Regions from separate parts of the Homo sapiens genome. Here region 1 is linked to region 2. The links are chromatin loops, found by intact Hi-C in ENCODE. Cell type or tissue: mammary epithelial cell. All regions are shown on one strand. Each heading gives the region's core, and the rest is flanking DNA. Links, peaks and the distances in the headings are about the cores only. Region 1 overlaps EML6 (EMAP like 6). Region 2 overlaps CLHC1 (clathrin heavy chain linker domain containing 1).

What was found. A loop is a pair of places that touch in the nucleus more often than their neighbours do. Peaks named below come from ENCODE experiments on the same cell type or tissue, not always from the same donor. Only the 100,000 strongest peaks of a DNase experiment are listed, where the experiment ranks them.
Region 1: it touches region 2 in a loop (12-fold over the local background); 17 of 110 quality-filtered maps call a loop at or near these places.

What each region holds. Positions count from the first base shown.
Region 1 is chr2:54,831,250-54,846,533 of GRCh38, reverse strand. EML6 (EMAP like 6) reads right to left here. Exons shown (of 42, transcript NM_001039753.4): 8 at 2,286-2,487. Among named protein-coding and RNA genes, the nearest start is that of EML6-AS1, 88 kb to the right of the region's middle. In mammary epithelial cell, for the core only: a CTCF peak has its summit at 7,784 (motif pointing right); no DNase peak of the experiment used is centred there.
Region 2 is chr2:55,169,057-55,184,340 of GRCh38, reverse strand. It overlaps CLHC1 (clathrin heavy chain linker domain containing 1), which reads left to right. Exons shown (of 13, transcript NM_152385.4): 10 at 2,597-2,771; 11 at 3,629-3,831; 12 at 6,560-6,739; 13 at 8,355-11,794. The coding sequence ends at 8,551. Among named protein-coding and RNA genes, the nearest start is that of CLHC1, 56 kb to the left of the region's middle. In mammary epithelial cell, for the core only: a CTCF peak has its summit at 8,573 (motif pointing right); no DNase peak of the experiment used is centred there.

The DNA of each region.
Region 1 (15,284 bases), core at 4,324-12,323, 340 kb after region 2:
CCAGCCTGGGAAACAGAGCAAGGCCCTGTCTCAAAAAAAAAAAAAAAAATTATGTATCAATATATCTCTTTCTCAATATAAATATATATCAACACAAATATATATCTCTCAATATATAGATCAATATAAATATATATCTATATATCTACATATCAGTATACATAATCAATATAATTATATATGTATGTAAATATATAAAAGTGCTTCCAGTAATAGTTATTTCAGCACACACAGATTGAAATATATGTTACATTTGTTGGCCTTCCTAGGAAGAAAATGTGTCCAAGATGAAGAAGAGCAAATGATATCCCCCTCTGTTGCTCCTCACAAGCTTCCCTGGGCGCCCAAGTGATGGGTCCACTTTTGTGGGGGTGGACACCTCACAGGACTCCTGGCCAGTAAGCACAGTCACTGCTGGAGAAGTGGCAAACGAGGGGCAATTGCAGCTCAAACAAAGCTTTCAGCAAACATTCCCATCCCCACAACACCTAAATCCAGGCACCCCAAACTGAGTGAGCCTGAATGAAACATCTGAAGATAGAAATAAGGCTTTACATGTTGGGTGCAATTGTGGTATCTGACTTCCATCAATTAGTACTTTTTAAAATATAGTCTTCTGATAACACAAACTAGTGTCTGGGAGACTGAGAACCTAGAGCTCTGCAACAGACAGACAAGAATAAGTCACATGCAGCACGGTTTCTCTCAAAGCATTCTGCCATCAGAAGGGATGGGGCACATCCCTTCCATGCTGAGCTGCACAGTAAATAGCTTACCGGTCCCTTAGGCAGCCTGTACTGTGCAGCCTCAAGCTGAGTATGTTCTCAATACCTCATCCATCATGCATGATCTCATGCTGTTTCAACCTTGTACTATTTTAAGCAATGTAACCCTTGCTTTACTAGTAAAGAAACCATCACTCCTCAGTAAATGGTACTATCCCTCTGAAGTCACTATGCTCATCTTTCTCAAGAAATTATGACTTTTAGCCTTCCTAAATTTTAATACTTAGTGTAAAAATGTATTAAAGATTCTAGTCAAATTAATGGTTAAAGGGAATAAGATTCTGGCAGTCAGGGCTCCTCAAGGATGTTTGCAATTCTGAGACTTAACAATTGTTGAAACATAAAAGCGAAGGACTTCCTTGAAATCACTTCTTTCTGGATGGGTATGAGTTTCACACGTGTCTGAATAAGCGGGAAAATTCAAGAGTAACAGAAAGACAAAAACAAAAAAGGAGAAGTGAGTAAAGTGAAGTATAAACCAAATAACCATTTATGTCACACAAGGAGAGAACAACAGTTGTTTTAGTTTTTCTCACTGATTTTTAGATCAATGAGGTTTTCGTGCTTGGTAGAGATGGAAAAAACAGAATTAATGACTACACTAATTGTATTTTGATGCGACTCATAAACACACAAAATAAGGGAGGTGGGAACTAGTGAGCTTTAGTCCAGTTTGCATTGTTCTATATTAGCTATCAAAACCCAGAGGCAGTAGCCATTCAATCGATTGATCAGTCTGTTCCTCTCACACTCTCCCTCTTTCTGGCCTGTTTGTCATTGAGCATATCTAAAGCTCAGCACTAAGTAATAAAATACTGAAATTGGGGTAACATTCTTCATCCCAAACCTTTAAGTCATATGTTCATTCCTTTAATAGGTACAAAAATACTGGAATCATAAGTCATTGTGCTCATTTTACCCAGTTGGGCTCTCAAAAGAATAAAAATGATCCACAGCAAGAAAGCTGGAGGCTCCGAGTAAACTACTTTCTCAGGCCCCATGATTCTTTCATCTGATGATGCTGTTCAAAATTTCATCTGAGACTTTAAAAAGAAATAATAGCTTATTCATGTGCTAAAGACAATTTTGAGAATCAGAATTTAAGTTCTAATGATGATGAATGAGAGAGCCTTTAACAAAATTGTAAAATCTCCATGCAGCCCCCTGCAGAAGACCAAGGGCACGAGGGGACAATATGGTTTCATCATAGATGAGTGTGCTTAGCTCATAAATCTCCAATTAGAAAGATCTGGAAGCCAGCATCACCAGTATTGAAGCATTTTTCACTTCTAAAAAACATTTCCATGATTTAAGATGCAGCCAAGAAAGACAACAGCAGGAGCAAAATGCCAAAAACCCACTTGATGAGCTAAATGTCTTAACGTTTCATTTGGAAACTGTGTGGTTCTGTTCTGCACTTTATCCTTCTATTAATAAGCAAATTTGGGCAAATAAATCCATCTCAAAGAAGTCAGAGAGGTGACGGCGGTAGGGCCTCACCTGACAGAGCGGTCATCGCTGCCTGTCACAGCCAGAGGCTTCTTGGGGTGCAGGGCCAGAGCCCAGAGCTCACCCTCGCAGTGGCCCTGTAGGATCAACATCGGCTTGTCTCGCTCTCGCACAATCACTTCAAATATCTCACTGTCCTGGGTCCCTGCTAGAAGGCGGTCTGCTTTCCAGCACACGCTCCGGATAGAGAGGCCTGACAAAAATAAGTAAAACAAAAGCAAATCTTCACACTATTCACACACACACACACACACACACACACACACACACACACAAAACCCTAAAGTAAATGCCCTTTAACCAGGATACCATCAAATGTGACACATCTTAAAGACTCTTGGAGGCAGAGAATCAACTCTGCCACCATTCTTTGTGCTTTTTTTTTTTTTTTTTTTGAGATGGAGTCTTGCTCTGTCACCCAGACTATAGAGTGCAGTGGCCCGATCTCAGCTCACTGCAGCCTCCGCCTCCCGGGTTCACGCCATTCTCCTGCCTCAGCCTCCCAAGTAGCTGGGACTACAGATGCCCACCACCACACCCGGCTAATTTTTGTATTTTTAGTGGAGACGGGGTTTCACCGTGTTAGCCAGGATGGTCTCGATCTCCTGACCTCGTGATCCGCCCGCCTCGGACTCCCAAAGTGCTGGGTTTACAGGCATGAGCCACCACGCCCAGCCCATTCTGTGTTATTTTCTTACAAGCGCTGGATGTTTCCTCCACCCCTTGTAATCTAGTTTGCAAAAGAGTGGCTGCTTTTCCTTGACTTAGGATAACTATGTGTTTCTACAGCAGGATTGTTTGTTTTTATTTTTTAGAGACAAGGTCTCACTCTGTTGCCCAGGCTGGAGTGTGGTAGCACTGTAGCTCACTGAAGCCTCGACTTCCGGGGCTCAAAGTAATCCTCCTGCTTCACCCTCCCAAGTAACTGGGACTACAGGTGTGCAACACCATGCCTAGACTAGTTTTTTTTCTTTCTAGAGACAAGGTCTTGCTATGTGGTGCCCAGGCTGGTCTTAAACAGTAGAATGTATTTTAAATACTATATCATCAAGTAAATATAAGATGATAAATTGGTCTTCATGAAAACCTAACCTTCAGAATAATTTCCTTCAGATTTGCTATCAGAGAAGAATCAGTTCAACCTTTAGGAATAACATTGTGTTAAAATTATACGTGGGTGACACTACAGAACAGCTGATGATCATATTAAACAAGTTTAATACATATTTGATCAGAATCTAGATATATCCTACGGAATAAACAGATGCACCATGTCTCAGAAATATGCAAATGAAACTCCAATTTCAATCTCAAAATACCATCAAACATTTATCAGTGAAAATACTATTCTTCACCGACTTAATTTATGGAATCTTCTCCACAAGCCTCTTCTCCAAAAGCATAGTACTCCTTTAAAGTCCACACGTCCCTCTCAGTAGTACTATTTCATCCTCCCTAGGCAGGTCCTCACTTGCCTGAGTCTCAGTATCTTGGATTTTTTGCAGTCTGTTCTGTTCCTTACTGGGTTTGTTATTTGTTTAGGCAGTGAGTTTTTGAATCCGAATTAGAAATACAGAAGCAATATCAATTTCCTAAATACTTTAAAACAAGGCCAGGATGTGATGGGCTCCAATTTGCCTCCCCAGCAGGCACTGTGTCTCTGGGATAGAAAGTATCAGACGTTCGAGGACTTGGCCTCTACTCCTGCTCTAGGTCCAGCTGGCTAGACATAGGAGTATTCTTTCCTTGCTGGGGACCAATTTTTCTCCCCTTAAGATATAGACTGTAATTATGGTGACCAAGTAATCTGTCATTCCAATTAGAACGCCTTTAAGAGGCTCTAAAACTAAATTTACATAATACTTTGAAGTATTTGACTAAGGAAGCAGCTTTCTTATGTTGAAAGACCTACTAAATAGTTCTATCAAAGTATTTTCAATTATAACATTCTAAAAACTGTTTACTGCAAAATTAAAAATCTGGGGCAGAGAGATAAATAGGCAGAGTGATGAACAGGCAGAGTATGGAGGATTTTTAGGGCAGTGAAACTATCCTGTAGGATACTATAATGGTGGAGACATGTCATTACACATTTGTCAAAACCCACAGAATATACGCCACCAAGAGTGAACTCTAACATGAACTACGGCATCTGGGTGATAATGACACGTCAAGGTAGCTTCACCCACTGGAACAAATGTACCACTCTGGTGGGGCACATTGATAGTGAGGGAAGCTATGTATGTGTGTTGTGGGTGGGAAGGGGTATATGGTAAGTCTCTCTACATTCTCAATTTTGTTCTGAACCTAAACTGTCCTAAAAAATAAAGTCTATTAAAAAAAAAATGGCAAGGCACGGTGGCTCATGCCTGTAATCCCAACACTTTGGGAGGCTGAGGCAGGCAGATCGCTTGAGGCCAGGAGCTTGAGACCAGCTTGGCCAACATGGTGAAATCCCGTCTCTACTAAAAATAGAAAAATTAGCTGGACATGGTAGCACGCACCTGTATTCCCAGCTACCCGGGTGGCTGAGGCACGAGAATGGCATGAGCCTGGGAGGCGGAGGGACTTGCAGTGAGCTGAGATTGTGCCATTGTACTCCAGCCTGGGCGACAGAGCAAGATTGTCTCAAAAGAAAAAAAAAAAAAAAAAAGCCAAGACAAATACTAAACCAGCTGGGATGCTGGGACAACAGAAGGGGTAATTTGGGGTACGCGGACATCCTAACTATAATCTTGATCTTAATCACTTCACTGTGGTCCCGAGAGGATCCAATGAGATAAATGCATTTATTAAGAGAAAGTAGTTTTTCAAGGCATAAGGCTTTAAACAAATACATGAGATAACTGTCTTTACTCCTTCCTCTGAATTCATTGCTACAGGTCTTGAAATGGTGGGAAAAAGCACACAGGCCGATGTATTATTCCCGCCAGGAGGAGTAGAGACACCCTGGCAACAGTAGTTCAGGGTCAATTAATCAAAATCCTCCACTGCAAACATCAGGATGGGCTTTCAAGGATGGGAAGGACAGATGTATGGTGAAAGCAGTCAGGATGTCATTGCAAGCTGACAGGGCATGCAGCTCAGCTGCAGAGAACCACACGGCCTTGCGCCCATGATCCTGTTGCCACAGCCCCCCCTCCTTGTCCTGATCTCTTTGCCTACCCTTTTCGGGGTTTCATTACCACTCAGGAGTCAACATATTCCCGTTTTCTCCCTGGTGTTTTTCTCAGCTCCTGCAGGGGCTTGGGAGGAGGGGCTGAATTAGTTGTCTCCCTAGCAGGCTTTGCATCATCTACTTTTATTACACAAAGGGTTTAATGCTTTGCTCTTCAGCATCATCAGGAAGGAAGAAGAGTCAGTGATATTTCAACATCAGCAAAAAACAAATAATCTACTTTTACTGTATTTATTGTCTGCTTCCTCTCAGTAGAATAGAAAGGTCTGTGAAGAGAGTTTTATCAGTTTTATTTACTGCTATATCCTCAATACCTGGCACAGTGACTGTCACGTGGTAGATGCTCAATAAAGATTACTGAGCAAATGAAATAAAACATCAAAATCAAATATTTGAGTCCTTGGAGATGCCAAGAAATAAAAGATACCACCCTTGTTACTCAGTAAGAACATTCAAAGATGGGATATATTCATTCCTTTATTTCAGAAATTTTTATTCAGCACTACTCTGTGCCTGACAGTGGAGCTTAACAGTGAACAAGATAGGCCCCTACCGTAATGAAGATTACATTTGAAAAAGGGGCCAGACATATGTAAGCAGATATCCATGCATCAAAAACTAAAGTGATGCAAATGTATATGTGTACCTATATACACATACATTGTATACAGATATAGACATATACATTACATCTTAGTGATACGTTATATATTTTAACTGTTATTGAATATTCAGATCATAGTCCTTTTATAATGCCATTGATTGTTTTAAAGACACGGCCCTTTTCCAGGCAGGTCTGGAATCCATGGCTTCACTGTAAGCATGAACACACCAGTTCTCCCAAGGCCTCCAACAGCATGTCTGGCCTCTCAAGGCCAAATGACTTGAATTTGTCCCAAGGGCCTGGAGCTGTATTTGGTCAAGTATCTATTTATGCTTTATTACAGAAAGGATTTAATGCTGTACTCTTCAGCATTATCAGGAAGCAAAGAGTTAATGATTTTCCAACATCAGCAAAAACTAAATAATCTACTTTTTTACTGTATTTATTGTCCTGCTATTTTTAACCTTATTTGGGGGAATAAATTCAGCAAGGAAAAAAGATTATAATAACCCACAACCTGGAATTAAATATCGACATTAAATATATATCTATATATCCTCTCTTTTAAAAAATTTTAAGAGGCTCAGGAACAAAGACCAAAACCTTCCAACTCAGCCCAGACTAATGAACCAGTCAAGTCACATGGCACTCAGTGTTTTTCAGACCATATCCAGGGAGCTCTTGCATTCCTCAGAAGAGTGCCAGGTTCCTGGCAAGGAGAGGGCCAGGAAATAGGACAGCAAGAGGCGGGAGTTTGAGGATCCCACTGCTGCATTTCCCTTGACACCTCACCATCTCCGATTTCATTTGAAAAAGGGTTCCACTGAACTAACCAACGTAAAGGCGGAGCTTAGCAAGGATTATTTCTGGCTACACATGGGTGGAAGGGAAGAGAACAAGAGAAGGAGTTGCTACATTTTCATTGCTTGCAATATCAACTTAATGAGCTGTGAACATTTTCTCTCAGAGAGCAACTGCGTCTCTCCCTAAGTACTCAGTTCTTTCAACACATCAATTGTCTTTTGTCACATCAGACAAGTCAATCTCATGGCGTCTGTCCACCAGGCAATAGATACAATACCAGGTCACTCTCATTCCTTAGATAACCATTTTAAAAAGGAAGACATCAGTGTGTCAAAAGCTGTATTCATGTTTCCTAATAACATCCCATTGCCATCCTTTTTTAACCTAATTGTTCTTCTGCATGCAAGAGTGGTAAAGAGAACCACACAGTCTCTTCTGGGAACCTTCTGGTGAGACCTTGGTGAATGGCAGATCCCTGACAAAGTTCTGACATTAATTCCCTTCTCCTGTCTATCCAGGCTTAGTTTCTACTTCTGACACAAACCCAGAGAACAGAAATGTAATCATGATGTCCCAGCTGGGCTGACCAAGGCAGCTGCAGCATTAGAAGGCAACGAAGCTGTCTTATACTGCTTTCTATTCTGCTCTGGGAGTCAGAGAAATATAAGCTAGTATTTGGAATATGGTTACAAATCCATCAGTAGTTAAGAGAAACAGGAGAAACCATCCTCATTATTTAAAACCACAGAAGTTCTCTTTCCTGGAGAAATACACATCATTGTTACTTTTGACACTGTGAACTGAAGGCGTTTCACCACACAGATGAGGTGTCCACATTTGGACACCATACCCTGTGCCACTTGTGATGAGAAACGTGGAGCTTGGGCCTATGCTTGGTACAGAGAGCCAGCAGATGGCGGTAGAGAGCAAATCACCCATCTAAACCAAAAAAATCCTCTTATGCCAAGACCAAATCCTCACCAGTCCGTGGCCCTGATTTTATACTCAGACCAGAGAAGAGAAACAGCAACCTTCCAATTCCCTCTGCTACAGTCCTGAAGCCTGGCCATGGGGAGATCTAGTCTGTGAATATCAAATCAGACCTCATTACTAAGGGACATTGCTTATTTTCTACCACTAGTTTATTTTGAACAGTTAAATATATGAACTGGATTTATATACCAGCCGTTGCCAGCTGTGTGACATGGTAAGGTATTTAGTCATTCATATCGTTAGTTCCTCCATCTGTAAAGTGGAGATTATTAGCACTCACACTTCATAGCATTGTGAGAATTCAACACAACAACACATGACCCAGTGTCTGGCACTGAGGAATGAATCAATACATTATGCTATTATTTTAACCCGCGGGTTTTGTGCTAGGTCAGGATCTTTCTATTAAGTTCACATCTCAGCACAGAACAACTTGCTGTATGTGTGGTCACATCCGAGCCCTGTAAGGTGGCAGTGCCAGGAACTATGAAGTGCCCTATGGGCCTTTCCTAGAGTCTTAGTTACTCTGCCTTATCTTACAACTTAGCTTTTGTCATTTGCTATTATAATTTTGATCTGCTGGCACTGCAAACTCACAGAGGAAAAGGCTATGTTCCAGCACACAAAGAGAACAAACCATTTGGGGAAGAAAATGGCCTTTTCTCCCAATTATTTGGTCCAAGAGGGGAAAACTGAAAGCAGGCAGAGGCTCGTATTTAATAGTGTTCTTAAAACCCATGTTCCAAGGCCTGATATGGTAAAGGGCCAGGCATGGTTGTTCCCAACCCTCAATGTACACCAGAATCTACAGAGAGAGCATTTAAAAGACACAGATGCTTGCGCCCCTCCCAGATATTCCTCCCAGTTGGTCTGGACCAGAGCAAGACTTCATTACTTTTAGCTCCCCAGGGCTGAGAACCACTGCCTGCTCAAGCCATTCTCCACCTAGTGTGTTCTTGCATGTCAGATTGTTGAAAATTCAGAGTGCCCAGCAGGTCACCAGCTGATTCTAATGCAGTGGTTCTTCAGTCACATGCTGGCAAACTCTACCCCACTGGATCGGAAAGCCCAAAGATGATGAGCAAATGACAAAAAAGACAGTAGCACCTGTGAGAAGTCGACTTTGAGATAAACAAGCAAGCCCTGCAGGTGGGCAGTAAGGATTCTCACCAACTTAACCAAGCCGTGTGCCCGTGAGTGCCCGTGAGTGCTTAGGAGGTGGCATTATCATTAACCCCATGGACAGCGCCAGGCCCTCAACGGGGCTAGTAAATACGTGCTGAACCGATGAGGAAATAACAGCATAGAAAGTTTGTATTACTTGCCTCAAGTCACAGAGCAAGCTAGCAATAGGGGGAAAAAAAATGAGGATTCAGGCAGTTCAAGTGTGGAGTTAATACCCTTCCCCACAAAGTTATTTCCTGTATCTGTGAATGTATGCCCAGGACATGGTACTGAAGGTGAAACAAGACAAGGTTGTGGCTGTCTCCTGTAAACCTAACCTTATTAAGGATGCAAAACCAGGGAATGCCTTGAGTGCAAGAGGTTAAAAGGTAATAAGAACAAGAGAGAGAGGAAGAGTAATTTCACCCAAACTTAAGAGGGAGTATTGGTAGAGGGTGTGGAAAAGACAGCAGAGATCTTCAAAACCCCCCGCCCTTGCAGCCCCTCAGGAAGGGGTGGCTGAGGCCACCTAGGGAGCCTGGATCCTGGGCACAGGAGCTCTGGGCCTTGCAGGGACTTCTGATGTTCTAAGGGTAATGCTGAAGACAGAGTTTGGAAATGTGAAAGAAATGAAGGAGGAAAGACATGCATCTCCCCAGGGATTCATAAACACCAATGATTTTGGAGCCCAGTGCAAAACAGAAGTGTGGGGCCCCTTGCTAAAAAACGATTAGGAATTCCAAGCAAGTGACAGCAAAGCATGCAACCAACCGCAGGGCCCTCCTGAGTACCAGGCCCTGTGTGACTGCCCAGACCTCAGCCTGAGAAGCCTCCCTGCCAGGGGACCCCCAGGGGAGTTTGAGGATTAAATGGGATCCTGTGTGTAGAGTGTGTACCACAAAGGCCACCACAGAGTGGGCATTCAGCACTGACCCTGAGCTGGGAGAGTCGCAGGGCTGGGGCTGCAGGTCATCCTAAGCGTGGACTGCCTATGACCTGCTGCTCCTGTTCACAAAGGCTCCCTGCCTGAGAATCTCCAGCAGAATTCATAGGAAAGATTTCTTTTTACAAAATCTCTGCTCATTTCAAAACCCACTCCGCAGGATCCAAAATTCTACAGCCACGGGAACTGTGAAAGATACACAAAGCCTAGTGAGATATCAGAAGATGAGAACACATAGCCAAGCCCATGGCCTCCCACCCAGGGAGGAAACCCACCCAGGCTAGCTTTTACATAAGGCTGGCTAAGGAGAGTTATTTACAGAGGAATTACTACAAGCCAGGCCAGCAGCCCTCTGACACCATGTCACACACGGAACTTGCGCACACAGTGACACCACATCTCCTGGCTGCAAATCTGTCTCCAGCTCCTGAGGCTCGGGCCTCTGCAGTGTTCTTCTACCTTCTCAGCAGAACAGTGAGGCTGAAGGGCAAGCCCAGAGAAAAATGGTGGGCACACAGGGAGAGCGGTGACAGAGGCAAGGAGTCAAGAGGTAAGTAATGGAGCCGCCCGCGGGACTGGAGAATAGGATGTGCTTATTTTGCTTCTATCGTAAACAAGGGTGTTCTCAGGTTTGAGAGTTGGTCTTTTGGACGTTCTCTGCAAGGGATCTTAACAACAACACTATCAACATTTGGGGCTGGGTAATTCTTTGTTGTGGTGGCTCTCCTGTCCACTGTAATACTTTTAGCAGCTTCCCTGGCCTCTATCCATAGATGCCAGTCGCAACTCTGCAGTTGCGACAATCAAAAATGTCTCCAGACACTGCCAAATGTCCAAAAAATCACTCCTGGTTGAGAGCTGCTAGACTATCTGACCATCGCAGTACTCAGAGGAGTAAAAACAGTAATAAGCATGAACACTCTGGAACAACCACCTGGGCTCCTACCTCTGATCCTATCCTACCCCAGTCTGCTCTCTGCTCTGGGGCAGGAGAACTAAGTGGAGATCCGATTATGCCACATGCCTGCCTAAACCTCTAAGACCTCCTGTAGTTGGCCCTTGGAGTGCAAGCTTGCATGTCACAGGTTGACACAAAGAAACCAAGTTATCTGTTCCTCCTTCTGCATCCTCATCACTTGCGCTCCTCCACAAGGCTCCACCCTCCAGTCCTATGACACTTTTCATTCACCTGACAGCTACTTCCAGGACTCCAGCACACACTAGGCACGTCCTAAGTGGGTGGGAGGCATCAGTGAACAAAGATCCCTACCTTTGTGGAAACAGACAATAGCCAAGAACATAACACAGAAATTATACTGTATGTTACAAGGTGAAAGGTAAACCCGGGAGAAGGGGATTTGGAATACTTGGAGTGGTAGAGGCAGAATGAGTTGCAATTCTAGAAGAGATCATCAGCATAGGCTTTATTTGAGCAAAGGTTTGAAGGAGAGGAGGGAAGTAGTCATGCAGATTCTAGGCAAGAGTGTCACAGGCAGAGGGAGAAGCAGCGAGGGGAAGGAGCAGCCAGGGCGAAGCAGCGCAATGCGGAGGGTGGTGGCTGCCATAAGGACTTTGACTGTGGGTAAGATGAATCATTGCAGGGTTTTGAGGAAAGCAATTATGTGATCTGGCTCACATAAAGTTCAAATAATCCCTCTAGCTGCTGTGCAGAGGATGGTGGTCGAAGCAGGAATGCAACTTACAAAGCAACTGCAATATTCTATGTAAAAGATGGTGGTGGCCTGACCAGAGAAGGTTCAGTGGAGATAGTGACAAGTCTAAGCAGGGCATCTCATGTCCTGGAACTTTGGCCTCTAATTCTTGCTCAGTGATTCACCTAATGCAGGTTCTTTCTGGATGCGGAGTTTATAGTCCATTAGACACAGCAACAACTCAATAAATATGTGTTGGTAGTTAAAACCCACAGAACTCCCCCGACCTCCACTCACACCTAAAATATAATCTTGACTGAAGTATACTTTTCAGGACTTCCTATTCAGTTCCTAGGCACGTATCTGGCACTTGGATGTTTAATAAATGTTTACTGAGTGGACAAATAAGTAAATAATACATCTTATACTGTGTGAATAATTACTGTATTCCTTTAGACAGAATCATTTATAACCATTAACCCAAAGTGTTTTATTATCCTAGAAGTAATTCATTTTGGTTGATGGACTTTAAGAATTTTGGCTTTTCTTGCCACCACTATAAGTTACTCAAGCTTCATTATTTTACCCAGATCATAAATGTGTTTTAAAAGTGATCAGACTCAGCATGCACTGTTGTGAAGTTTGGTGTGAGGTATGAGTGAGTGACTTCAGTTTACAATTAGCTTGATGCTAATGACCCTGGGCCTCATTGTACCATCCATGAAGTGAGGGAGTTCTCCCCATGCCCCGCCACCGCCGCCTTACATCCAGGGTGTCTCCCAGCCTGAAAATTCCAGAATTTTATATTCACTAAGATGTATATTGGAGGACAACCACCCCATACAGCTGAAATCCTTTGGTGCCAGATGCATTTTGGAATTCAGAAAAATGTGGATTTTGGACTTGTAATATATCCAGCAGAAACTGAGGCAGCATCTTGAAATTAAATATTTCTATAACAAAATATATAAAGACACCCAGTAGCCTCATATCAGGTCAAGTTTTGCTGCCGAATTAGTTATTTAGAAAATCTTCTGGTATTCTGAACCTTTTGGCTTTGAGAATTGCAGATGAAGGATCCTGGGTGAATTAGGTTGTTGGTTTATATCATCTTGTGTTGTTGTTGCTACAGAAACTTGTTTGAACACCCAGTCAGCAAAAATGCAATAACTCACAAAAGATGCACAAGTCACCGGTGCAAATAAAACTCTACAATTCCCTTTCACTGAGGGATGGCCCTCCTCATCATGTGAGTGACATTTTCTTTGACTAACCCTTGGGGAGAAGGGAGGGAGCCCTGAGAATCAGATCTGACACTAACCAATTCTTGATGTGAATGTGACCCATCTCCAATCATTCACGCTTAACCTAAAGTGGGGTTAATTGTTTTTACTGTAAGTCAAGTGTCCTAATTAGCTCAAGCTACTACAAAGATGTAAAAGAATTAATAATGTCACTTTATTACAAAGCCATATCATTTTTTTCTGAGCTTAGTATCCATCTTAGTTCATTTTAAAACTTCTTTCTTGATGGCTAACAGTTAATAGTTATTAGAAGATGCAAATGTATGCCAATCTTGCAAAGATTTCCATTAAACAACTTGGAAATTGTCAGATTCATTTTGTAAATCTTATAGATGTCTACAGGAGGAGCAACAGAAGTCTTTACAGGTGGCACACTAAGTGTGATCTTTATAAATACCCTCAGATTCCTAAACACTAGTAAGCAGCAATTTCTTAATTTTTGCTAATACTTTTAAATTTATAGAACATAGAAAAGTACCCATACCATGTCATGGGAACTGGGCCGTGGCCATGATTAATTCTCTTGCTAAATTTGTTTAGAAAACTATTTGGCTGTTTGAGTAAGATGAGAAATCGCTACATTTCCATTGAAATGAATTCGAGTGTCGCTGTTTCACAAATAGCAAAAATACAGAAGAAAGCTCATTTATATCAAGATAGTTCTTATAAAAATAAAACTGTCATGTCCAAACTGAGAACAAGGAAGCTTCATGTCCAAACTGAGGGCAAGGAAGTCTAACACTGCTCTGCCTGAATCTGTTCCTTTCGAATATACTTGGTTTGTTTGAGGCAAAGAGAGGTGGAGCAGAAGGCCAAGCCTTCTTTGAGGGAAGGGATGAGGGGTTGGCGGGGGGGTGGGGAGGACAGGACACCTGACCATCTTCTGTCCACTCTGCTTTCTTTTGCTCTTTTCCCACCCTCTTTCCTTCCCTTTTATTTGCTCAGCTCTTTGCTAATGTTGAAACAACCAAGGGTATGGTATTGCCTGGCTGAAGGGGGAGCTACGCCAGAAAGCTATTTACATCTTGATTACTTTTATCTCCTCAAATCCTATGTATTTTAATTCCTACACTTGTGTTGGGTCTTCTACCTCACTTTGGATTTGGGGCACACCTCCACTTGCCTTGGAGAGGCTGCCCCATCACAGGATGGCCCAGGCAGCCAGCCTCCAAGACCACAGGAGGGCCGGTTCTGAGAGTCTCTCCCTGTTCGGAGCTATGGAAGGTGGCTCTGGAACTCAACATCCTCCTTCCTTGCTTCAGTGCAATAATGGCACCAAGGCCTGGCTGAGCGCAACAGAGCACCTTAGAGAGGGATTCAGAGCAAGTTTCCCCACATGACCCTGTCCATGCAGGCTCAAGAACTCCCTAAGTTGGAAGCAATGGGTGGGCCAGACTTTAGTTGTTACCAGTAATTCAAACCAGGAGCCTTTCTTCTTTTGATGCTACATGTACATTGTTTTTTCACTGAGGACTGGAATGAAGGCATCTCTTTTGATGCTTGATGATACACAGTGGCCTTTTGTGACAATGTTGCCCAAGCCAGGGGGAGAGGATAATTTTAGGTGGGTGCTCCAAGGGCAAAAATTAAACCCCAGCATATTAAACTCATGTCACAAATATTAGTTTAAAGCAAAGTTTTAAAAAGATATATTAATCAGTTTAAAGTAAAATACTAAGCAATTAAGAGTACTGGTCGTCAGCAGCAATTCTAAAATTAACATCATCCACAGCATCCACACTGTGGGGCTGCATGCTAAGCAGTGCCATCTCCACTCTCCCAGGAGCTCCATCCCAGCCCCTGTGCCCTCTCCGACTCCCTGGGACTCAAACTGGAACATGATCTATACCATCCTTTAAAAGCACAATCTGTTTCTCCCTACAAAATGCAGGCTACCGCCTTATCAGTAAGCCATCTAAGATGCACACCAATCCCTGGTCAACGCCAAGCCCAGGCACCACAGGGCAGGCACATCCTATGAGGTGCAGGCTTGTTTCGGGTTCCCAGTGTCCACCGTGTACCAGCCAGATGTGCTTTGATCTTGGTAAGGATGGGGCGGGAATCTGAGACTGATGTATAACGGAGGGCGTCGCTGACTGTCCTAACTCTGTAGATGGGAGTTGGCTGTGGGGCTGATGTGATCAGTACCACACCTGGTTACACAGATCCTCATTCAGAACTGGTCCCTGAACTCTCCCAGGAGAGCCAGGCTCAAGGACTCAGTATTGGGCAGAAAAGTATAGCAGCGTAAACCAATGGCTTCTTAGCTGATCCCCATGCTTTAAAATTTATGCCTTAATTATGTGATACAATTTTTGGATTAGTTAAATGGAGTAACTGCCAAAAAG
Region 2 (15,284 bases), core at 4,948-12,947:
TTGGCCCAGAAGTTCAAGACCAGCCTGGGCAACTGGTGAAACTCTGTCACTGCAAAAAATACAAAAAATTAGCCGGCCGTGGTGGCACATTACTATAGTCCCAGCTACCCAGGAGGCTGAAGTGGGAGGATCACCTGAGCCTGGGAAGTTAAGATTACAGTGAGCCGTGATCGTGCCACTGCACTCCAGCCTGGGCAACACAGTGAGACCCTGTCTCGAAAAAAAAAAAAAAAATAAAGAAAGAAAGAAAAGAGAGAAAACAGGCCGAGCATGGTAGCTCACGCCTGTAATCCCAGCACTTTGGGTGGCCAAGGCAGGCGGATCACGAGGTCAAGAGATCGAGACCATCCTGGCCAACATGGTGACACCCTGTCTCTACTAAAAATACAAAAATTAGCCGGGCGTGGTAGCACGCACCTGTAGTCCCATCTAAATGGGAGGCTGAGGCAAGAGAATTGCTTGAACCTGGGAGGCAGAGGTTGCAGTGAGCCGAGATCGCACCATTGCACTCCAGCCTGGCGACGGAGCGAGACTCCATCTCAAAAAAAGAAATAAAGAAAAGAAAACTAGGAATGTTAATGATACCCACCTTGTTAGGGTTATTGGTTAAGACCAGCTGATAATTTCAAAGCACTATACAAGCTTTAGGGGTTTTTAGCACCATGCCACTTATTCAGAATTAATTTTCTTTACAATACAGTATATCTGAGAGTTGAGAAGTAAGTTTAAAAAGTCTGTGAACAATAAAAAATAGGTATTATATATTATCTTGTGAAAATCCATACATTTCATTAGTAGACCCTCAATCGGACGCAGAATCTATTTTTTATTTCATACCTGGTTTTACCAAGCTTTGATCTATGAAACTGGATCATAGATCAGTTAGACTTGATAGAGTCTAAAGTTCAAGCTAGACTTGACAGAGTACAAAGCAAGAAACAACTTTATTCTTCCTCGCCATTGCCCTTTAAAAGGGCTGTGTTGGCGTTCCTATTTCTTTTACTGGATAATATCTTGGTCATGTCACATAGCTTTTTTTCACTCGCTTTTAGATATTAATAGTTTTATTTTTAGGTACCCAAAAGTCTAGTCTAAACTAAATAGAAACTGCAATCTCTTGTTTAATCTAAAATTTTTCCCCTTACCCTGGTTAGGCTCTGATTTGGCTCTAGAACCTATTGAGGCTCAGGAGACATGTTTGCTTCTTCTTTACTCTGCTACTCTCTCCTCTTCTAATCACTAGGCAGCTTTACAGTGGGGTTATATAAGGGACAGGAAAGGTCTTACTCAACTGGTGCAGTGGTCATTAGGCTTTGATGTTTCTTGGGTGTGGTAGATGCCCAATGTTGCCTCCTAGTTTACTGCTTTAGTCTTTGTTTTTTAGGGCCTTCCCTCACTGGGGACTTTCCATTGTGCCTTTTATTGATTCAGGAGGTATTACTTTAGCTGGCTGCTAATGATTCTGGTGGTGTGTACCCCCAAAGACTCTCTCAGGTGGGGTTATCTGGTCTGCATGCAGACCTCTCTGAGAGAGCCTTTTCAAGACAACCAGCCTACCCGCCTTTCATGGAATCTCCTTCACCCTTAAGGAACATGCAATCTTGTGAAAGTAGAATTTGCTCGTACTTTAATTCTCTTTACTCACTCTAGCCTTTCACCTTTAAACTTTCCAGGCAAATATCAGGCTCTGGTCTTTTTGTTCTCTAAATTCCAAGACATCCATATCCAGTAGTTCTCTCTAAACTGTCTCACTTGACTTTGAGGAGGAGAATTAAAGAAAAATCTAGGAAATAAGATATGGTGGTAAATTTATTTTCTGCTCACAAAAAGGAAAATAATCTGATGGATTAATTAAGAGTTCAAATTGACAGTCTTCCTCCCCTGCAAGTTCAAGCATTGAGTGTACATACAGCTTAATAAAAAATGAATTGTAGTCATGCTGATTTGGGATTGACATACTTTTTTGGTCACTGGCTGAATCTACATGTAAATTTCAGGATCCTAATTTGTCATCCTCATTGAATTATTTTCAAAGTTAGGGTATGTTAGACTAAGTATATTCCTTTAAATGTCCAGTTTTATATTTGCCTCATTTGATTGGTCATTAAAGCAGGATAGTTTGCATTAGGAATTTTATCCTCTGTGTATCTGCAGCTGCACCTTTTGTTCTCTTCGGTCATAGCAAATTGGCCTCATTAACAGCAGAACCCTATTACTTAAAAGAAAAATATATTCGCTCACAGTTCTGGAGGCCAGAGCTCTGAAATCATGGTGTCAAGGGTTCATTCCTTCTGGAGGCTCTAAGGGAGATTCCATTCCATGCCTCTCTCCTAGCTTCTGGTGGTTGTCAGCGATTTTTAGCCTCCCTTGGCTTGTAGCAGATCATTCCAATCTCTGCCTCCATCTTCACATGGCACGTGATATTTAGTCATTTAGATAAAGTTTAATCTATAAGCATGAGTTAAAAATTATAAATGTGTAATTTTAGATTGTTAAAGTTTTAGAAAAGCAAAGGCACAAAAATAGTAATATGAGATAAGAAAAAGCAAACTATTTCTTAAAGTATTTGACTCAGAAAATTTTCTCCTTTCTGTAGCTGTTGGAAAAATTAGAGGAAAGCCTCTTCCATTACTCTTATTTTTTGAGGCCCTCTTTATCACAAGTCATGCTTTTCCATGTCCTGTTGATGCAGCTCTAACCCTGGAAGGAATCAAATGTGGATTATCAGAAAAACGGTTAGATTTAGTTACCAATTGGGTTACACAGGAAAGGTAAGCAAAGTTAAGCTTTTAACTTAATTTTGACATTTCGTTAATAAAGTTGTTTGTTCTAAAAATATTAATAGCTTTATCAATATGTTACTTGAACATTTACTTCAGGTCCCTATTGCAATTAATCAGAAAGTGTTTAGTGGTCGGGTGTGGTGGCTCATGCCTCTAATCCCAACACTTTGGGAGGTAGAGGTGGGAGGATCGCTTGAGGTCAGGAATTCAAGACCATCTTGGCCAACATGGTGAAACCCTGTCTCTACTGAAAATACAAAAATTAGCCAGACGTGGTGGCCAGGTGCAGCAGCTCACACCTGTAATCCCAGCATTTTGGGAGTCCGAGGTGGGCAGATGACTTGAGGTCAGGAGTTCAAGACCAGCCTAGCCAACATGGTGAAACCCCATCTCTACTAAAAATACAAAAATTAGCCAGGCATGGTGGCGCACGGCTGTAGTCCCTGCTACTCAGGAAGCTGAGGCAGGAGAATCGTGTGAACCAGGGAGGCAGAGGTTTCAGTGAGACGAGATCGCGCCACTGCACTCCAGCCTGGGTGACAGAGCGAGACTCAATCTAAAAATATATATATATATGCATTTAGTTTCCTGTAGAAATCTAATTTTCTTAGCAAATACACCACTACATTCCAAATAACTTTATTTTCATATTGACTATTATCGGGGTGATAGAAATTGACAAGTAATCATTTCAATTACATAATCAATTGCCTATTAAATTGTAACTTGGAATTCTTACAGGTAGTAGAAAATCCAGTCCTACTGTGCTGAATTTTCAAATATTTCAGTCTCAGCCACTCATCAGGAATTTTCTAACATATGTCTTATTGATCTGCTTGTTCTAGACTGACATTTTCTGAGGAGGCTGGGGATGTGATTTGTGATTATGGGGAGCAGGATACTTATAACAAGGCCAAGTGCCTGGCTTTAGCTCAGATTGTCTACAGTGAATGTGGCCTGCACAAGAAAGCTATTCTTTGCTTGTGTAAACAGGGTCAGACTCATAGGGTCATGGAGTACATACAGCAGTTGAAGGACTTTACTACCGGTAAGTTAAAAAGTCTGCCATTTGTATACATTTGAATTCTGGGCTTTAATTGTAAGATTACCCATAATAGCAAGCACTACTTTAAACTTACGTTATAAAATCAATTTTATATATACCAATAAGTAGGAGATTTCTTGTGTAATTTTTCATGAACATAGTAAGCTGGAGCTGATTGGCTTTCATGCTGGATATTCAAAAATATTATGTATTTCCTCAAAATACAAACATTTAATAAGCCAGATAGTCCTGGAAATATACAGTTTTAAAGATAGATTTAGCAGATATACTAGAACATACTACATATATGATTTTTAAAAATAACTTATTTGTGAGATATATATATATATATTTTTTTTTGAGATGGAGTCTCACTCTGTTGCCAGGCTGGAGTGCAGTGCTGCGATCTTGGCTCACTGCAAGCTCTGCCTCCTGGGTTCACACCATTCTCCTGCCTCAGCCTCCCAAGTAGCTGGGACTACAGGTGCCCGCCACTACGCCCGGCTAACTTTTTGTATTTTTGGTAGAGACAGGGTTTCACCGTGTTAGCCAGGATGGTCTTGATCTCCTGATCTTGTGATCTGCCCGCCTCAGCCTCTCAAAGTGCTGGGATTGCAGATGTGAGCCACCGCACCCAGCCTGTGATATATAATGTTTTGAACTGTAATATAAGCATCAGAAATGAAGAATTTCTAATTTATTTCAAAATTTTAAAACACAATTGAACAGTAATCTGAGATTACAATTGAACGGTAATCTGAGAGAACTGTGGACCTTAGGGTGACCCTAGTTGGAAGAGCAGAGCTCTTATTCTGGATCTAGTTTGGCAATAACTGTAAGTACAGGCATTGCTGACATCTCCCCATCCCCCAGGCCAGTGCCTGTCCTGATTTGCAGGCTATGTATCCCAGTTCTAAGAAGATGCAAAATGGAACCAAACATGGCCATTTTTAGGTCACATTATTCCAGGAAAAAGGAGTTTTAGTAGTTGTTGAATCTGGTCATTTTCAAGCAATTAATTGACTTTTTCTTAGAATCTATGTTGTTGTTTTTTTAAGTTACAAATTTCTTCATTAATAACAGCATGCCCTATACTATTATTGTAATAATAGCTAGGCTTTTTTTCATGGATTATCTCACTTAATCCTTATGTTGACTCTATGAGGTAGGTTTTGTTATTGTCCCATTTTATAGATGCAAAAATAGTATGTTTCCACAGAGAGGCTGAGGCACAGCTAGAGCTAAGTGATTTGGTTATGTAGTGACAGGACAGAATCTGGCATAGTAGGTATTAATTAATATTCCATTACCTAAGTATACAGTTTCAGTTTCTGTGTTGTTAACTATTATTTTTCCATATGTAAGAATTATATTAGTTAATGTTTAGACATGGGATATAGATTTTAATTACTCTTAGAATTTAAAAATTTTAGGGATGGGTCTGTAGTCCCAGCCACTCAGGAGGCTGAGATGGGAAGATCGCTTGAGCCCAGGAGTTCTAGGCTGCAGTGAGCTGTGATTGTGGCACTGCATTCCTGCCTGGGCATCAGAGTGAGACCTTATCCAATAATAATAATAATAATAATAATAATAATTTTTTAAAAAATAAAATGGATTTTGAAATGTAGTAAGAAAAAGGGAGACGAGGAGTTCAAGAGTAGCCTGGAGCAACATAGTGGGACCCCATCTCTATATATTAAATACATTTTAAAAACCCAAGGCTTTCAGAGTTCAAATTATGTTTCGGGTAGTCCTTGAAAGGCTCTCAGAAGTTATTCTGAAAATTACCTCTATTGTGGCCGCAAAATAATATTTTTACTTTAAAATATTTAGGAAGTTAATACCAAGTTTATAAATTTGAGAGTATAGAGTGGGGCATGCCTGTAATCTCAGCTACTGGGAAGGCTGAGGCGGGAGACTGCGTGAGCCCAGGAGTTTGAGGATACAGTACACAATCATTATGCCTATGGTGAGCCATGCACTCCAGCCTGGGCCACACAGTGAGACTTTGTTTTGAAAAAATTTAAGAATACAAATCATAATTGTAGCTTTAGATTACCTCAATGGTTAACTATTGGGTTAACCCAATAGAGATTAACCCATATGGAATTGTTCTTTTTGTGGCCAAATATAGGAAACTTCATATGGTTCCACCTCTGGCTACTTGAAATAGCTACTGGCTTCTTAAAGTTTTCATTTTTGAATTTCTAAATGCTTGATAGTTTTAGGAAAAAAATTACTGAGTTGCTTTTTCTGTGCAAGGCACAGAAAGAAAGACATTATACTCACCAGAATTTGGTCCAAATATGAGCAACAAGATATAGACAAACAAACTGTAGTATTAGATGGAGACCTCTAATACTACACTTTTCAGATGTGAAAACTGAGTTCCAAAAGAGTAAGTGACTGATGGAGCTATGATTAGAATTCAGGTTTCCTAGTAGCCAATCTGTATTTTTATTATACCACATTTTTTTCATTATAATTATTTGATTATGTTTTGGATACTCTTATGGGTAGTTTTCCTTTGTTTTTTGCTATGCTGAGCATGATTTTTTTTGACGGGGGCTAGGGGATAGTACCGTTGAGTTTAGGTTGGAGTGGGTCATTGAGGGCTTTGAAAGGATTAGAAAAACTGTTGATTGGCAGGTATAGACATTAGCTAGTCCTAGTTTCTAGTTGATTTATGATATTAGGACATTGAGATAAACTTTTTCATTTTTGCCTTCAGATGACCTGTTGCAGCTATTAATGTCATGTCCCCAAGTTGAATTAATTCAGTGTCTCACTAAAGAGTTGAATGAGAAACAACCATCTTTATCTTTTGGTCTTGCTATACTTCATCTGTTCTCTGCAGACATGAAAAAAGTTGGCATTAAGCTACTTCAAGAAATCAATAAAGGTGGGATAGGTAAGTAGAATAAAATGTTGTGGGAGAAATAGTAGTGGGTTATCTAGGGAGAGGTTCAAGATGGTTATGCATGAGTTAACTCAAATTTCCCTAAGAGTTCCTTCTTAGCAAGAGTTAACTTTAGGAGTTTATAAATGTAAAGATTGCCATGTAAATAATAATCTATTGGTAATAGGATATATTTCTTGAGAGAATTAGAATGAAGGGAGTATCTTTATGAAGCTTGAGGGGAATATTACAATAATTATGATCACTAACACTAAAAACTTTGTATATATTGACATATGTGTATATTTAGCTTTTATATGTATTTTAAATGTTATGTAGATATAAACTATATGTTTTAATTCCTAAACCAAATGTATGTGTATTTACATATGTTATTCACTCTGAACCTAACTCTGCTGTGAATTAGAGAATAACTAATTAGGCTGGGTGCAGTGGCTCACCCCTGTAATCCCAGCACTTTGGGGGGCTGAGGCGGGTGGATCGCTTGAGCTCAGGAGTTCAAGACCAGCCAGGGCAACATGGCAAAACCGTGTCTCTATGAAAAAGATACCAAAATTAGCCACATGTGGCATGCACCTGTAGTCCCAGCTACTTGAGAGGATGAGGTGGAAGGATCGCCTGAGCCCAGGGAGCTCAAGGCTACAGTGAGCCGTGACTGTGCCACTGCACTCCAGCCTGGGTGAGACACTGCCTCAAAAAAAATGAGAGAGAGAATAATTAAAACTCACTTTTATTTTCTTTTCATTAATTTAATATAGGAAGTTGAACAGACAACTTCATTTTAAATTACTTGAAAACATATTTTGGAAGATAACTTTATATTTTGAAATTATCATTACAGATATCAACTAAAATATTTTCATATAAAAATAATAATTATGGTAGAAATAAAATTATAGTGATGACAGTATTCTAAAAAGTGATCCTCTTTTATGAAGTACCATAAGTAATGCAGGTAATAGATAAGAAATGAGTTCCATAAATTGATAGATCACTAAGATATTTTTAAAAGTAAATAATATTAAATTTCTTTAACAAACAAAATGATTTTATTTCCTTAAGAAAAATATTTGTTATAGAAGCCCCATCATTAAGAGTTCTCCAGCTAGAGACAGGATAAAGAGTTTGTCAAAGAGTTTCTTCAGTCCTTGGGTTAGCTCCACTAAGGCATTTATATAAGTGTTTGAAATCATGAAAACTTGACCTATAGGTTTACAGTTATTTCATAGTTTCTAGTGGTGCCTTATAGACTCTGTGAATAAGGATGAGCCCACATTCATCACTTTCTGAGCTCCTGCCTTATAGCCTTCAACATCTGCTGCCTTAACAAGAAGGAGATGAGTGGAGATGTGAAATGTGAGAAGTGGTAGAGGGTTGAATTGAGACATGAAGAGGTTAATGATAAGGGAGGAGGAGAAGGAACTAACACGAGTACTTACCATGAGCTTGACTGAGCACTGCATGTTATATCATTAATCTTAGGGGAATCAGGTAGAGTTTAACAGTAACTGAGTTGAAATTATGTCCTTTTCTATTTTTGAAGAATCACTAAAGTATAGATTATCAAATAAGTGCCATACTATAATATTGTATTTTTTCCCCACAGATGCAGTAGAAAGTCTTATGATAAATGATTCCTTTTGCTCCATAGAAAAGTGGCAAGAAGTGGCAAATATATGTTCACAGAATGGCTTTGACAAATTATCTAATGACATCACGTCTATTCTTCGATCTCAGGCTGCAGTTACAGAAATTTCTGAAGAGGATGACGCAGTCAACCTAATGGAACATGTGTTTTGGTAGTTCTATATCTTAACCAGCTGAGGGAGCTTGTACAACACCTTATGTATGCTGGTTGGGAAAAACTGATTTTAACGTAACTAACTTATAAATAAATCTAGAGTAAGAAGATCTCAGAAATAAATCACACTTTTGTTATGATGACATTTAGATTTGTCTTTGAAATATTTATACTATTGCTTCCTTTTCCCCATATGGTCATTTCTTATATTGAATCTTGATAAAATCCAAGATTATAACTTTGTGTGAAACAGTGTAGGGCATTTTTATCTAAGGACATAAGCTAATGTCCAGATATATTACTTTCTGGTGATGTAATATGATAGCAAGAACTGAGGAAGGTGTGGGTAGTATCCTGTGTGTTAGACTGTCTTCCCAAACATGAAATGCTACAAGCCTGACTTGACCAGAAAAGCAGGAAATCATTTCAAGGTTGGACTTGCTGGCAAAAACCTAGAGTATAGTAATTTTGTACTGCTGATTTAAAGATGCGCCCCATGCTTTGATATATATAAATATGGCAAAGCTTAGGCTTCTAGTATAAAAGCTGGGACTCTTGGCATGTTATTACTTAGAGAGAAGACCAGTCGAATTTTGCATAGAAGTAGACCTGTGATACCTATAGGTATGGAAAATATGTCATAAGAAGTGGTTTTGGATTATTTCAAGTGTCTGAATAAGTATTTGATTGAAAACTCTGAAAGTTCTGTGCCATGGACAGGTGTAATATTAAAAATATTTAATGATTAGTATGGCATGGGCACAAATCAAGCAGAACAGATACCTAATTAATCAGAACAGCCTTTAGCCCTTATGCCACACCAGAGCTTACTAGCTAAATGTCATCCTTGACCATGGAACATGGTTAAAATGAGCTGCTGGCTGGGCAAGGTAGCTCATGTCTGTAATCCCAGCACTTTGGGAGGTCGAGGCAGGAGGATCGCTTGAGCCCAGGAGTTTGAGACCAGCTAGGTAACACAGTGAGATCCCGTCTCTGTTATTAAAAAAAGAAAAAAAAATTTCAAGTAAAAAATGAAAATGATCTGCTATTAGAATAAGAGCAAAGAGCATAACTTTTCCCATCCTAAATTTAAATTGAATATGTATTTTTATGTTATAGTGGAAAGAAGATGAACGGGGAGTCAGACAGCTTCATATTAAAATTCTGGTCCTACCTCTTACTCACTTATAAAATATGGGCAGTCTTCCTTAGGCTTGTTGTGAGGATTAGTGATAATGTATGTGTAGTGTAAGTGTATAACATGATAGAGGAACTTAGGAAAAGATAGCTGTAATTCCTTTGTAATCGGCCCCAGAAACACACATTTCTCTACTTAGTTTGTACTTACTAAATCCCATATGTCTACTCATTTGTATTTATATGTTTATCCTTCTTTAAAGTATTTGATATATTGGTACAACTTATTGCTGAGATTAAGTTATCTGTCCACACTTGTATTAGGGTTGCCTGGCTTATCTTATAAATTCAGAAGCATTCAAGCTGAGTTTTTAATTTTTCCATTTGGTGCTAAATAGAATACTGGATAATTATAATTCAGCTTTCTAAAACGTAGCATTTTTAAAGTAATACATGTGCATAGTTTAAAAAGCAATTTATTACTAAAAGCCTTATCAAAATAATATTTTGATTTTTGGCCTTCATACAGGCTGTTGAAAAGAGCAGATAAAGGATGGAAAAAAGGAATGGAAAGGGAGAGGTATTTCGGCAGCACTGGTTCTTTGTGTGCCAACGGCTTAAAACCTTTTTTTTTTTTTTTTTCCTTTGAGACCTATATGATTGATAGAAAGCTATTATGTGTCCATTGACAGAGCTTAGAAAAAAAAATGTCTTCATGAAAGCCAGGAGGATAAAGTAGGTATATAAATCTAGAGAAAGCTTAAACAGCGGTTGTTGTTGTTATTCTAATTTTGCCTTGTTTTTCCTTTTCTCATTATTACTCCTTCTCAGTTAGCATTGCCTTTGGCAGCTTTCCCAAGGAAAGTAAAAGTTGTCAAGTGAATATAAATTAAAATGCCTGGTGATGGAAAATGGAGTTGGGAGGAAGAGCAAGATTACAAAGTTAAATGAGGAAGGAGAAAGAATTGAGTTGTGAGCTACAGAGGGCTTTGAAGCTATAAGAGCCTCCATGTAAGCTACACTGAAGGAGGTATAATCTGGGCCTCAGCACAGAAACCTGCATTCTAGACCAGCCCCACCACTGTCTAGCTATGTGTCCTTTTCCTCATGCTTAAGATAAATTTATTTTGACTAGATACCTCCTCTTGTCATTTCCAACTCTAAAATTCAGTAATTCTGAAAAGGTACAAATTATTTCCCAATGCTTCTTGACCTTCAGCCTAAATTTCAAATACTACAATTCAACATCAGCATCAACAACATCTACCGAATACCTGTTTTGCACACAATTTCTGCTAGCAAGATTACAACCTTAATGGAAACACACAACGTATTTTAAAAGTTACTAATAATAATTCCTTAGCATTATCTAATAGCCAGTCCATATTCAAATTTCACCAGTTGCTAAAAATGCCTTTTAACATTTGAATTGTTCCAATGAAGATTTAACCAACGTTCATGTGTTCTATTAGGTCTTGCTGTCTTGAGCGTGTCTTCTCTCCTTTTTTCCTCTTGCCATTGATTGCTTTACATAGCAGTTGCAAAGCAAGGGTCATGATGAACTAAGTTTCTCTGATTTCATATTAGGTTTTCTTTCTACCATACCAGTGAGGAAAGGAAGATATTTCTTCCAAGGTCTGAAAGATTTAATTGTAACTAGTTACATTTTTGTTTATTATAGTCAAGCATGTATCAAAATGAATTTCTATTAAATTCATTCATTTGGAAAGGTTTAGAGATGTTGAACAGAAGTCTAGTCTAATGAAAAAAATTTTTTTAATATTTAGAACTTTTCCTAAATCCTGAATTAACTAAGAAATGACCATTAAATTAATCACTTTTTTAACTTTAAAAGGTGAAAACCTGTTACTTTTTAGGTGCCTGGAATTCTGTTGGATTGCTAAAGCATATGTTAAGTCAAAAATCATAGCAGAGGCCTTTTTTTTTTTTTTTAACTTTGTACATTTCATAGAAAGCTCATACATTTCTTCCATTCTTTCTCAGAAAAAAATGGCATTTAACAAATGTTCGGTGTATAAAGCTGTCAGTTTGCTAGTAGTTATAATTTGTTGTGTTCTTGAATAAAAATATATTGGGTACATAAAAAAGACACTATTATTTATATAGTTTTTTTAGTTTTTTTTTTTAATTGATAATTTTCTACAAGTACCCTCCCTACCTTGAGGATCTGCGTCTACCTATAGAGGTTTTGGCACTACTGTAAATGAGTGAAATGTATCACAGTCAGGGAAAGGAGGATCTGGGGACTTTTTGAAAGGGACAATTGTGATAAATTCCAGGCAACTTTTATTATGCAGGGCTGTGGACTCGGTGTTACCTTCTTGGAAGCTGGACATGCAGATTTGATGTGAGCAGTACTGTGTGGGCCAAACAAAACACATCTGCAGACCAGACTTGACCTGCAGGTCACTAATTTGAAACCTCTGTCCTAAACTGAGGCTAAATTTGATTTCTTGTTTCCATCAACTTTATTTTTTTTTATTTATTTATTGAGACAGTCTTGCTCTGTCACCCAGGCTGGAGTACAGTGACACAATCTCAGCTCACTACAACTTCCACCTCCTGAGTTCAAGCGATTCTCCTGCCTCAGCCTCCTGAGTAGCTGGGATTACAGGTGCCCGCCACCACACCCAGATAATTTTTGTATTTTTAGTACAAATGGGTTTTCACCATGTTGGCCAGGCTGGTCTCAAACTCCTGACCTCAAGTGATCCATCAGCTTTGGCCTCTCAAAGTGCTGGGATTACAGGCATGAGTCATCATTCCTGGCCTCCATCAACTTTAAATGAAGCTTTTTGAGTGGATAAAGATAGTAAAGAATTACCATATTTTCTTATTTGGTGCCAGGCGCAGTGGCTCACGCCTGAATCCCAGCACTTTGGGAGGCCGAGGCAGGTGGATCGTGAGGTCAGGAGATCGAGACCATCCTGGCTAACACGGTGAAACCCCATCTCTACTAAAAATACAAAAAATTAGCCGGGCATGGTGGCGGGCGCCTGTAGTCCCAGCTGTTCGGGAGGCTGAGGCAGGAGAATGGTGTGAACCCGGGAGGTGGAGCTTGCAGTGAGCTGAGATTGTGCCACTGCACTGCAGCCTGCGTGACAGAGTGAGACTCCGACTAAAAAAAAAAAAAAAAAAAAAAAAAAGAATTACCATATTTTCTCATTTGGAAAAGCCTACTGCGGACTACCCAATTTACTGATGTAACACAAGGGAGGATAAAGGGTAGAGCTACTATGTGGAAGCCAATCCAGTATGGAGGCCATTTTGATTTCTAATGCAGAGGAACATGGAAGATAACACTGATGTAATTTGTGTGTAGAAAGAGGAAAAGGTACGGAGTCCTTAAGTAATTTTGACTTCCCCCGACCCCACTCTAAAGAATTAATCTATAGTATTCTTCCCCAACTGTATGCCATAAGCTTGGTTAAGAAGCAGTATTGCAGTTTTAAAATAGAGGCTATAAAATTACATTTTGAAGATTTGCCTACATGGATCCTTGCCTCTATCCAGTTAGCTCTTTAGTGGAAATTCCACTGTGGCTGTGGGGGGTCTCCATTATCATGTCATATATCAAACTGCAGCAATAATCACCACCAAGCATTTTTAGCTCTCCACTGGGTGCAAACTCTACCTTTAAGCTTTCATGTGTATTAATGTGTTAGGGCCACACTGAGAAGGATCCATCTTTTCCACTCAAGGAACAGTTGTATGGGTTAAATTCTGTTATCTTGTTTTATTAGGTCAGATAATAAAAATACTATCATAAATAGAGTGAGCTTTAGGTGGGTTTGTGCTTAACAGGAAGGGCATGTCACCCTTCTACCACTTTGGTTGTACACAGATCAGAATGTGTGACAACACATTCCCATCCATTTTCTCCTGGAACTCTTCCTTCGCCTCATACTGCTCACACATTTTGACTATATTGTTGTTATTGTTGTTGTTTGAGACGGAGTCTTCCTCTGTCACTCAGGCTGGAGGGCAGTGGTGCGATCTTGGCTCACTGCAACCTCCACCTTCTGGGTTCAAGTGATTATCCTGCCTCAGCCTCCCAAGTAGCTGAGATTACAGGCGCCCCCCACCACGCCTGGCTAATTTTTGTATTTTTAGTAGAGATGGGGTTTCACCATGTTGGCCAGACTGGTCTCAAACTCCTGACCTCAGGTGATCTGCCCGCCTTGGCCTCCCAAAGTGCTGGGATTACAGGCGTGAGCCACCATGTCCAGCCTGCTCACACACTTTGGTAATGTACATTTTGGAAGCAGCCCCCAGCAGTGGGACTGAATTGTCAAAAGATTTTTGCCAAATTGCTTAAAGAGTTAGGCGTTTATGAATTAATGATGATGAGTTTTGATTGCAGGCCCTGACCAACCCAAAGAGCAAACAGTTTGAAAAGTCAGCTTGAAAAGTCTGCAGGCTGTTTTTGGCCAGCCTCCTTGAGGTGAGTACTTAATGTTGATCAGCTTCTGAACACAACATCCAGAAACAGGTTTGTGCTGCTACTAGGATCAATAATGAGAATGCGAAAAACATTGGCAGAGAGATTCCAGTGGCCTTCCAGATTGCAGTGCAGAGAGCCTGCTTGCCAAGAAACCAAACATAGGTATTAATCTTGGCATCCGAGAATGTGACTCTCCCTGTTTTCTTGAGGGTGCAGGGACAGGGAGAATAATTGCCAAGGCTATTCCTTCTATTCCTTTGCCCAGGTTGGTCCCCTAGAGATGGAAAAAAGTCCTTTATGCTATTTGTGTGTATAAACAGTCTCCAAGTTTCTTCTACCCTCTGGGTATGCTTTTTCAGGTGTCAAATGAACATGATAATATTTTCTAAGAGATGATTTTCATGCTGACTCTTTCCCTAAGGAACAAGAGGTCTTGAAGAGCTCATAACACCAGTAGCAGATACCAGAAAAAGGTGCATATCTTAAACCCAAGTGACACATAAATTAGACATCAATAAGATTACAGCTACTCTCATTCTGTGATTTGTAATCCATGAAAAATTGCTTATAAAATGAATGTTTTCTAAATGAAACAGGACTGAAATGGTTATTTTGAAGAAATTTTCCTGGGAATGCTCTGTGAGATGAATCACCAACTCCTAATTTATCTGCCTGGTAAATGTTAGGTTTGCCTAATGCAAAGTGTCCCATTGATAGGGATAATAGCAGGCACCACAAACACTTGTTGAAATCATCTTTGCTTAAATGCTAAATAGAGCATCGAAACTAGTTTGAGGCTTCACATTAAGAAAACTGTTACTAATTTTGAGCATGTATAGATCGTGAAGATGTAGAAAGAAAAGTTGAAGGAATGGGGTTATTCAATTTGGGAAGAAAAAAACAAACATATAATCACAGTTCTGCCTTTGAGTGTCCAAAAGCCCTCACCTTAAGGATACAACAAACTCTAAGCCACATGAGCCATAGAACTAAATAATAAACCATTTTTATTTGAGACAGAATAATTTGCTGATGGTGGAGATTGTGAAGGCTGGTATTGGGTCAATAAAGAAAGTTGTAGAAGGAGCTACTCTGAAAGCCTTAAAAAATAAACTAGTTGCTCTCTTCTGTTT